Regions from separate parts of the Homo sapiens genome. Here region 1 is linked to region 2. A link is an interaction called in ENCODE POLR2A ChIA-PET data of the cell type or tissue named here. Cell type or tissue: HCT116. All regions are shown on one strand. Each heading gives the region's core, and the rest is flanking DNA. Links, peaks and the distances in the headings are about the cores only.

Evidence for each region. ChIA-PET counts read pairs that join two places held together with the same protein. Peaks named below come from ENCODE experiments on the same cell type or tissue, not always from the same donor. Only the 100,000 strongest peaks of a DNase experiment are listed, where the experiment ranks them.
Region 1: POLR2A ChIA-PET joins it to region 2 with 5 read pairs; 1 of 35 experiments calls an interaction of 5 or more read pairs at or near these places.

What each region holds. Positions count from the first base shown.
Region 1 is chr10:117,184,401-117,189,127 of GRCh38, reverse strand. No RefSeq gene overlaps it. Among named protein-coding and RNA genes, the nearest start is that of KCNK18, 11 kb to the left of the region's middle. In HCT116, for the core only: a CTCF peak has its summit at 3,111; DNase peaks (open chromatin) are centred at 1,627, 1,857, 2,127 and 3,078; H3K27ac peaks cover 624 bases.
Region 2 is chr10:118,801,766-118,806,492 of GRCh38, reverse strand. The region is part of intron 3 of LINC03036 (long intergenic non-protein coding RNA 3036); the gene reads left to right. Among named protein-coding and RNA genes, the nearest start is that of CACUL1, 49 kb to the right of the region's middle. In HCT116, for the core only: a CTCF peak has its summit at 2,710 (motif pointing right); a DNase peak (open chromatin) is centred at 2,682.

The sequences.
Region 1 (4,727 bases), core at 393-4,392, 1.6 Mb after region 2:
AAACATCTTCAGGGGGAGACTTTCCATATATTTGGGATATAACTCTTCTCTCTAGCAAGACTTCATCTTCTAAGCACAATGGGATTTTACTCTACCTTTCTATCTAACCCAGCTTCCCAGTCTGTCACATCACCCTAAAATATATCAAGCTTTCCATGTGAGAAAGTCAGCCTCATGTTTGGTGTCCTTTAGTTTCTAATTTGTCGTGCTAGCCCCAAAATAACCAATGAAAGCTCTCTTGCTTTCTCTTTCCCCAAGCAAAGTCTCTGCATAGGCCATATCCCAATCCTACAGCCATTCCCAGATGACCAAATACCCAAAGGGAAGAAGAGGCCCGGTGCCAACCAGCTTACCTAGGGAGGGCTGTTTCCACTCTGGAAATTTTATCTTCTCCTTGTTTCCACAACTCTCTAATTGTTTTTAAATACGATTTTTGCTATTTGTCTTTTTTTTAAGTTGCTGCAGCAGGAGTGCTGGCTTCTTGCTACTTTCTCCTGGCTACCAGAGCACAAGTCCATGAGTCAGCTTCTGCATCAGAGTCACAGATGCCCATGTTTTTCCACACAGTCTCATTCTCTGCATCATGAAGAGCATCTGTGCCATAGTGTGTCTTAAAGAGTGCTCTACTGTGGTTTCTAGGTTTTTTGCCATGTTGCAGACACATGCCACAAATTTTGATAAGAATTTGACTGAATTCTTTCATTTTTTTCTTCAATTGAATCAAAATCAAATTTTACTGGAAGTTCCTCAGCGTCTGTTTCAAGACAGCAAGAAATTTATGACAAATTGAAGTTTAGCATCCTAACTGTTAACCCAACACAATACATAAATTGGTCACACCAGACTCTTTTAAGTTGAAATTTCTTTCCTTTGTTCTGAGAGTATTAGCAACTTCTCCTCATGTCACTTATATTTTCTGGCATGTATTATCAACAGTGGACATAACTCAAATGAAGTGACAAAGTGTGAACAACTGTGACTCAGTTTGTGCACATGGGAAGTGACGACAAAGTCCTTGCTGCTGCCTGGCAGTGCAGGTTATAAAAATGCATCTTGATTTCAGACATGTGATAAGTGCTAAAGCTAGAAAGGTGAATAAAGCAGATACAGTCTCTACTCTTAAGGAGTTCACAGTTTAATGGAGAAGTTGAACGTTAATTAAATATGTATAAAAAGCAATTACGTGATTTAAAGAGTGTAAGATATCCTAACACATAGAAAGCAAGTAATAAATTTTTGATGAGCTGGGTATAAGGAAGTATAGGATGCTATCATGGCAAAAAAAAATATGCTACATATTACCAAGGATAACTTTTCAGCTGCCATAACATTGATCGAAATAATAAAAATAAGAATGCTATTCTTTTTTCACGTAATAGTCTCATAAGTGGCCCAGGCCTGGCTGACTGGCTCTGCTTCATGCAAGCCACATTCATTCTATTGTTTTGCCACCCTCAACAAGCTGACTACCACCGTCAGGTCTAAGTCTAGCCAGTGGGAAAAGGGAAAGAGGAAGTAAAGGGCAAACACCTTTCCTTCTAAGGCAGGACCCAGAAACTGCACATATTACTTTTTCCTTTGCCTGATTCTGGTCACATGGCTACTTCCTGCTGCAAGCGCAGCTGGGAAATGTAGTTTTTACTTGCATAAAGCCATGTGCCCAGATAAAACTTGTATTACCAGGGAAGACCTGATATTTGAGAGGAAACTAGCAATCTCTACACAGGGAGATTTGATGTAGTTTTAAGGAGGGAGTTAAGAGAAGGCTCCTTTGAGGAAGAACAATTCAGCTGGAATCTGAAGAATGAGGAGGAGCTTCCTGCAACACTGGGTGGAGGGCAAAGGGAAGAGCATGCTAGGCAGAGGAAACAGCAGGTGCAACTGCACCGAGGCAAGAAGGAAAGGGGATGTAGATGCATTGCAGGAGTGAACAGAAAGCTCTGGAACACAGAAGAGACAGTGTTAGTTGAGATTGGGTAGATAGGCAAGGCCAGATGGTGTGGGACCTTGCCCATGTTTACTGTTTTGTTGTGCATTAGAACCGGGCTTTCAACTGAGGTCTGACTTCAAAGCCACCCTTTCTTTCTCAATCCAGATGGATGATTGCCTCATTAAGTCATCAGCAGTGACTAACGTTGCAGTCACTGATTTAATTTGGTCCATGTGGGCACCTGGCTGTGGTAGCCTTTGAAGCTTCCTAAGGTAGCCTTGATGAGCAGTCAAGGATGAGAACCACTGGTCCAGTGGGGTCCTTGGCTGAAACCATAACCCATCAATTTTATTGCTAGCACATTTTGAGAGTGTTCTAAGCTAAACACTTTACATGTATGATGTAATTTTCTACCTTGCTAAGGAGGTTATTATTTCCATTTTACTGATGAAGAGATTGAGGCTCAGAGAGGTTAAGTAACTTGCCCAAGGTCACATGGCCAGTAAACAGCAGAAGCGTACGCTGGGGAGATTACCCAGAAACTCTGTTCCTTTCTGTCCTTCCAACATCCTACTTACTCATGGCTGTACAGCTCCTCCTTGATCTGACTTAGCTTGAAAGATCATTTTGTACCAAGAAGTTGGTTGGTCCCAAACAAAGGTTTTCCAGGAAACCCCTAGTCTTCTAATACCCCTCAGTGAAAGCAACAGAAAGGCCCCAAACCAAATCAGTTGATCAATTGTTTCCTTTCCTAGACCCAGGCTCTGACTTATCCTCCCAAACAGTGGCTCCCAACGTTTTTGGCACCAGGGACCAGTTTCGTGGAAGAAAATTTTCCCATGGGCCACAGAGGGGATGGTTTTGGGATGATTCAAGCATGTTACATTCATTGTGCCCTTTATTTCTATTAATATTACATTGTAATATATGATGAAATAGTTATACAACTTATAATGTAGAATCAGTGGGAGCCCTGAGCTTGTTTTCCTGCAACTAGACAGTCCCATCTGGGGGTGATGGGAGATAGTGACAGATCACCAGGCATTAGATTCTCATAAGGAGCAGGCAACCTAGATCCCTTGCATGCACAGTTCACAATAGGGTTTGTGCTCCTATGAGAATGTAATGCCACCTCTGACCTGACAGGAGGCAGAGCTCAGGCAGTAATGTGAGCAATGGGGAGTGGCTGTAGATGGAGACAAAGCTTTGCTTGCTCACCCGCTGCTCACCCCCTGCGCCCTGTTCCTAACAGTACCAGTCCATTGCCTGGGGGTTGGGGACCCCTGCTCCAGAACCCTGCCTGTGTTTATTAGGGAGAAGTTAGAAAGTTCTTTGATCTGGCCAGGCGTGGTGGTTCACGTATGTAATCCCAGCACTTTGGGAGGCTGAGGTGGGCAGATCATGATATCAGGAGATCGAGACCATCCTGGCTAACACAGTGAAACCCCGTCTCTACTAAAAATACAAAAATTAGCCGGGCGTGGTGGCGGGTGCCTGTAGTCCCAGCTACTCAGGAGGCTGAGGCAGGAGAATGGTGTGAACCCGGGAGGCGGAGCTTGCAGTCAGCCGAGATCGCGCCACTGCACTCTAGCCTGAGTGACGGAGTGAGACTCCATCTCGAGAAAATAAGAATAAAAAGTTTTTTTGATCCTATGTAAGCCGTGGAACTGTGCCTCCTCTATGGCGGTGGTTCCCCTCAGGCCAGGCCCAAGGCCAGCATTGGGCCTGCTCCAAGGGCTCACCAGTCCCTCAGACTTCCCAGAGGAGAACGTCTAGCCTTGACCACCATCTGTCACCAGATTGAGCACAGTGCTGCTCAAGGCTTTCTGTCTCCACCATCTGAGAGGAAGATGAGGCTGCAATGTACAGGCTCCTCAGGGCCATTCATAAGATGGAAATCTGGGATGCCTGCCACATAGGCCCTGAAAAATGACACTTGATTTTTATCCAAAAACCAAACCAAAAACCAGAACGAACAACCCATGCAAAAACTCCAAAAGGCTGTTGTGGTGGAATGAGAAGAAAGAAGACCTGGCCTCCAAGACCAGGCTCTGCCACTACCTAGCTGTGCAGCCTTGGGCAAATTGCTTAGCCTCTCTGAGCTTGTATCTCTTTCTGTAAAATAGCTATGATGACACCCATCTCAAAAGCTTGTCTTAACTTGCTTAGCACAAGGACTAGCATATCCGAAGTCCAAATACATGATTGCTCATTCATTACTTTTGCCAGCATGGTGGCCTGCACTCATTATGTGTTTGTTGGTTGTGTTTCAAAAGTATCCTAAGAAAAAACTGAATAGGTATGGTTTTGTCATAATATGGATCAAAGACGTTTGCGGCTTGCCTGAAAACCCTGACATGATCTTAATAACTTAGGTCACAAGTAAACAATTTATTACCATGACAAGCACAAGCCACAGCTACCACTTATTGAACACATACTGGGTGCCAGGAGATATGCTAGTGCTCCACATGCATTATCTCATTTAATCTTCACAGTAAATGAAGAATTGAATGCATCAGACCTCAGTAGAGGAAATAATCTACTCTGGGTGTTTCAGCAGGAAGGGATTTAAAATGGGATACTATGTGCTTTCAAACACTGCAAAGCCCAAAGGAGCAGGTTCTCAGCTGGTCCTGCAGGCTCGACACCCAGAACAGTGCAGACCTGGTTCTCCAGGAGAGCTGCTACCTCAGAGGCTGGCGCTGGAACCACTGAGTTTACGAGGACACGCAGCGGTAGCGGCAGCGGCAGCGGCAGCGCAGTCAGGAGGCTGGAGAACATGTCTTGTGTCTTG
Region 2 (4,727 bases), core at 245-4,244:
AGTGCAGTGGTGTGATCTCAGCTCACTGCAACCTCCGCTTCCCAGGTTCAAGTGATTCTCCTGCCTCAGCCTCCCGAGTAGCTGGGACTACAGGTGTGCACCACCATGCCTGGCTAATTTTTGTATTTTTAATAGGGACAGGGTTTCACCATGTTGGCCAGGCTGGTCTCGAACTCCTGAACTCAGGTGATCCACCTGCCTCGGCCTCCCAAAGTGCTGGGATTACAGGGGTGAGCCACCACGTCCAGCGGTGCAAGCAGAGAGAGAAGCCCAGGCAGTCTTGCTCCAGAGTGGGGCCCGCAGCCACTGTGCTCCATCACCTGAAAGATGGCCTGGCGCACTCAGCAGGCACTTATGGAATGAGAGGCCAAGTAAGACAGGGGCCCTGCTCTCCAGAGACTGGTACTGCGGTTGCCTCCTAGTAGACAGCTTCTCTCTAATTAATCTTCATAATACTCTCAGGGCTGAAAACACAGGAGAAGGTCAGCTGGAAGCAGCTATTCAGAAGTGAGATGTGCCTGATGTCAGCTGCAGATAGGGACACTTTCAGCCAGGGGTGAGGCTGCAGGTTCCTGAGGGAGGGAAGAGCCAGCACTGGGGCCTGAAAGATTTGAAAAGTTATAGAAAACTTCCTTTTCAGAGAGGCAAATGGGAAATCTACTTTTTTTTTTTTTTTTTGAGACAGAGTCTGGCTCTGTTGCCCAGGCTGGAGTGCAGTGGCGCAATCTCAGCTCATTGCAACCTCCGCCTCCTCGTCAGCCTCTAGAGTAGCTGGGATTACAGGTGCCTGCTGCCACACTTGGCTAATTTTTGTGTTTTTTAGTAGAGACAGGATTTCACCATGTTGGCCAGGCTGGTCTTGAACTCCTGACCTCAGGTGATCTGCCTGCCTTGGCCTCCCAAAGTGCTGGGATTACAGGCGTGAGCCACCGTGCCTGGCCGGAAATCTACTTTTAAAAGATGAGTGACATTGAAGCTCATTTGTGAGCCTGGTGGCCTCTCTCCCTTAGGCCATAGACTGCCTTTTCCACGTTACCTGTCACAGGAGGACCAGGATGGCTGATCCTGGGCTGTGATTCTGGGGGCAGCTGAGCCAAGTCATCTAGAACCGTAACTAGAGTGGCAAGTGCCGAGGTTCAAGGCGCGGGAGGTGGAAACCCTCATCCTGCCTCCAGGCAAGTTAGGAGCTGATGCTTAAGGTTAAAACCCCGGCCGACCCCAGCAGACCTGGGCAGATCCTGACAGACCCCAGCGGACCCATTCCCCAGAGCCCAGCCTGCTGTCCCCGCTGTCTGCAAGGTTGGTCTCAAAGACTTTGCTCACAGTGCTCTTCCCTGCCCTTCATACCAGCATCTACTCCGTAGGCACTTCCATGTTTTCACGAGGCGACACTGACTTTTACAAACCAGACAGTCATCAACATGAGCCTCAGACACAGCTCTGACCCTCTTACTCCCAAATCAAAACCTTTCAGTGTTCACAGAATTAAGTGCAAACCTCTTGCGGGGCACTCAGCCCTCTCTGGCCCAGCTCCTGTCTTCCTTCAGGTTCTTGCTTTCGGCAGAGCTAACCTTTCGTCTCCCCTGCCCACCTCTCCCTCCCCAGCCCAGCATTCTGGGTTCCAGCCTCTCCTCCTTCCCTGCACAAGTTCTCTTTTGCTTCCCAATCTTTGCTCAAGCTGTTCTCTTGGCGTGGGACTGCTCCATATCAACTCCCACCTCCTCCAGGAAGCCTTCCTGGTCCCTCTGGCCATAGGGAATCTCTCCCTTCCTCCACTTTGTCCCCATCTCTTATAGCACTTCTCCCTCATCTGCAGTTTCCAGCGTCATTTGTTTATCTTGTTCCTGGGGGCAAGGGTTAAATTGCCTTTGTGTCTGCTCATTCCATAGGCCTGGCAGAGTGCTGACACATAGTAGGTGTTCAATAGATGGGTTGCCAGATTGAGCTGAAAACTTCCAGTGAAAAGAGTCTGTAGCTTATGTGTCCTGAGTCACACAGACACAGACAGCCAAGTGTCCTAATGCCCTTTGTGCCTAATTCTGGCATAAAGACACTTTCTCCTGCAGAGAAACTTCCCAGTCCCACAACTCCCCCAGCAAGTGAGCAGTGAGTTTAGAGTAAGGAAGGCTCCCGAGTAACCTTCTCCATGGTGACATCGGCCACTGGCAGGCAGGGCTTAAGGGAGGACTGAATTGGTTTCTACCAATATAGAGGCTGGTGTCTTGTCTTTTCTTCCTTTCTTCCTATTACTCTTTAAATAAAAGCAATAACTGCGCATGATATAAAAACTTGACCAGTACAGAAAGATCTAGAAAAATGATTAAAATCTCCCTGCTTTTCTCTGACCCCAATCCTCATCCCCAAAGTTTCCTATGTATCCCACCAGAAAAAAGTATGCATGTATCTACATATAAATATATATCATTTTAAACAGTTACATAGGGGAGCAAGGTATACGTACACTATTCCATATCTGGCCTTTCCCCCATTTATTTAATGATATATCTTCAGGGTCTTTTACTCTGAGTCTAGAACTTTGCCTCCTTATGTCTAATCACTGCAGACTATTCTGTTGTATGGATGGGCTGAAATTGATTTGGCCTGCTTTGACAAACTGAGAGTCATTTGGGTGGCCTCCAACTTTTGGAGTGACCGTCACGTGTGCACAGCTCGATGTTTTTTTGTCCATGTATCCATTAGGGGGCACCTAGTGGTAGAACCGCAGAATTAAAGGAAACCTGCATTAGAAATGTCAGCTGAGGCCCGGCGCGGTGGCTCACACCTGTAATCCCAGCACTTTGGGAGGCCAAGGCGGGAGGATCACTTGAGGTCAGGAGTTTGAGACCAGCCTGGCCAAGATGATAAAACTCCGACTCTACTAAAAATGCAAAAATTAGCTAGGCATGATGGCGGGCACCTGTAGTTCCAGCTACTCAGGAGGCTGAAGCAGGAGAATCGCTTCAACCTGGGAGTCAGAGGTTGCAGTGAGTCAAGACTGTGCCACTGCACTGCAGCCTGGGAGACAGAGCAAGACTCCGTCTCAAAAAAAAAAAAAAAAAAAAAAAAAAGTCAGCAGAATTGCTAGAAAGACTGTACCTGCTACTTTCCCACCAGCTGGGTAGAAGGGCACGGCTGGTTTCCCAGCAGGCACCAGTACCTGAGACACCTTTGCCCTTTGTTCAGGGTGTGCCCTTTGTGCTCTGGGGAGCTGTCCTCCTCGGCTCCCTCTCCTTTCCTCTGTCCTGCCTCAGGTTCTGTCTCTGGTCAGGTCTTCGGGCTGCCAAGCTCCCAAGTGAAAGTTGAAGCATCAGGCAAGCCTATTGTTTGGCACCCAAGATGCTTATCAGTAAATCAGTTCAAAAGTAGCCTGAGTTCAAGTGTTCTTTAAAGGTGAACCAATCAAGTTGATCTGGTGGAATTTATTCAAATTTTTGTACCCTCTTAATCTCTATGTAGAAAAGATGAAGAAGGCCCAGCATGGTGGCTCAGGCCTGTAATTCTAGCACTTTGAGAGGCCGAGGTGGGAGGATTGCTTGAGCCCAGGAGTTCGAGACTAGTCTGAGCAATATAGTGAGATCCCCATCTCTACACAAAATAATAAAATTTTAAAAAAGCAAAGAGGAATAGATGTTCATTTGAATCAACGTATACAATTTTGGTGGAAGGGCTATGTGTATCTGAGAGCGGCAAGACCAGACCAAGTGATGTAAGGCAAGCAGGTCCAGAGTCAGAGGCTCCTGCAGGCCCCACAAGGATTAGGGGCCCCTAGGACACAGGCTGTGCCTGCGTGAGCGGCCCCTGTCAGCCACCCCACCACGCCCTTTTCCCTTCCCCCACCATGCTCCAGACATGTCTGGACTTTCTTCCAGGCCTTGCTAAGGGCTCATGACCCATGCTCTGCCTCTTCCTGGACCCCTCTTTTCTGCCTTCCACACGGCCAGCTCCTTCTTACCTTCAGGTCTCAGAGAGGCCTTTCCTCCCTCTGTCCTCCTCCCCACTCTTCCAAAGGACACTCGGCCAAGTCCTTCACAGCATCATTCTGTCCTTATTCACATCTGTTTGTTTGTTTTGTTTGCTGTCTACCTTCCCCGCCATAGGGTGTCAGCGCCACGCCCTGCCTATCAGCGCAGTGCCCAGTGCACAGGGCCTCATGCGAGGAGTCACTTGGTAGATGTGGAATAAAGGCATGCATCTGGCTGGGGGGGGGGTGGCTCACGCCTGTAATCACAGCACTTTGGGAGGCTGAAGTGGGCAGATCACAAGGTCAAGAGATCGAGACCAGCCTGGCCAACATGGTGAAACCCTGTCTGTACTAAAAATACAAAAATTAGCTGGGCGTGGTGGTGCACGCCTGTAGTCCCAGCTACTCAGGAAGCTGAGACAGGAGAATCTCTTGCACCCAGGAGGCAGAGGTTGCAGTGAGCCGAGATCGTGCCACCACACTCCAGCCTGGCAACAGAGTGAGACTCCGTCTCAAAAAAAAAAAAAGGCATGCATCTATGAATGAAAAACCAAATTAGGAAAAGTGAAGGAGGAAAGAAAAAATTAAAGGAGATCTTCAGTGAAAGTAAATAAGTCCCCCGCTTCACCAGGCAGCAACAAAGAGGAGCGTCCACTTCTGGTGGAGATCAGGCTACATCAGCCACTGCCATTTCCTGACCTAGGAGCTCCTAGTCCCTCTGAGGAGGTGGATCCTCTGAGAGGGCAGTTGCTATGGAGGTGGAGCC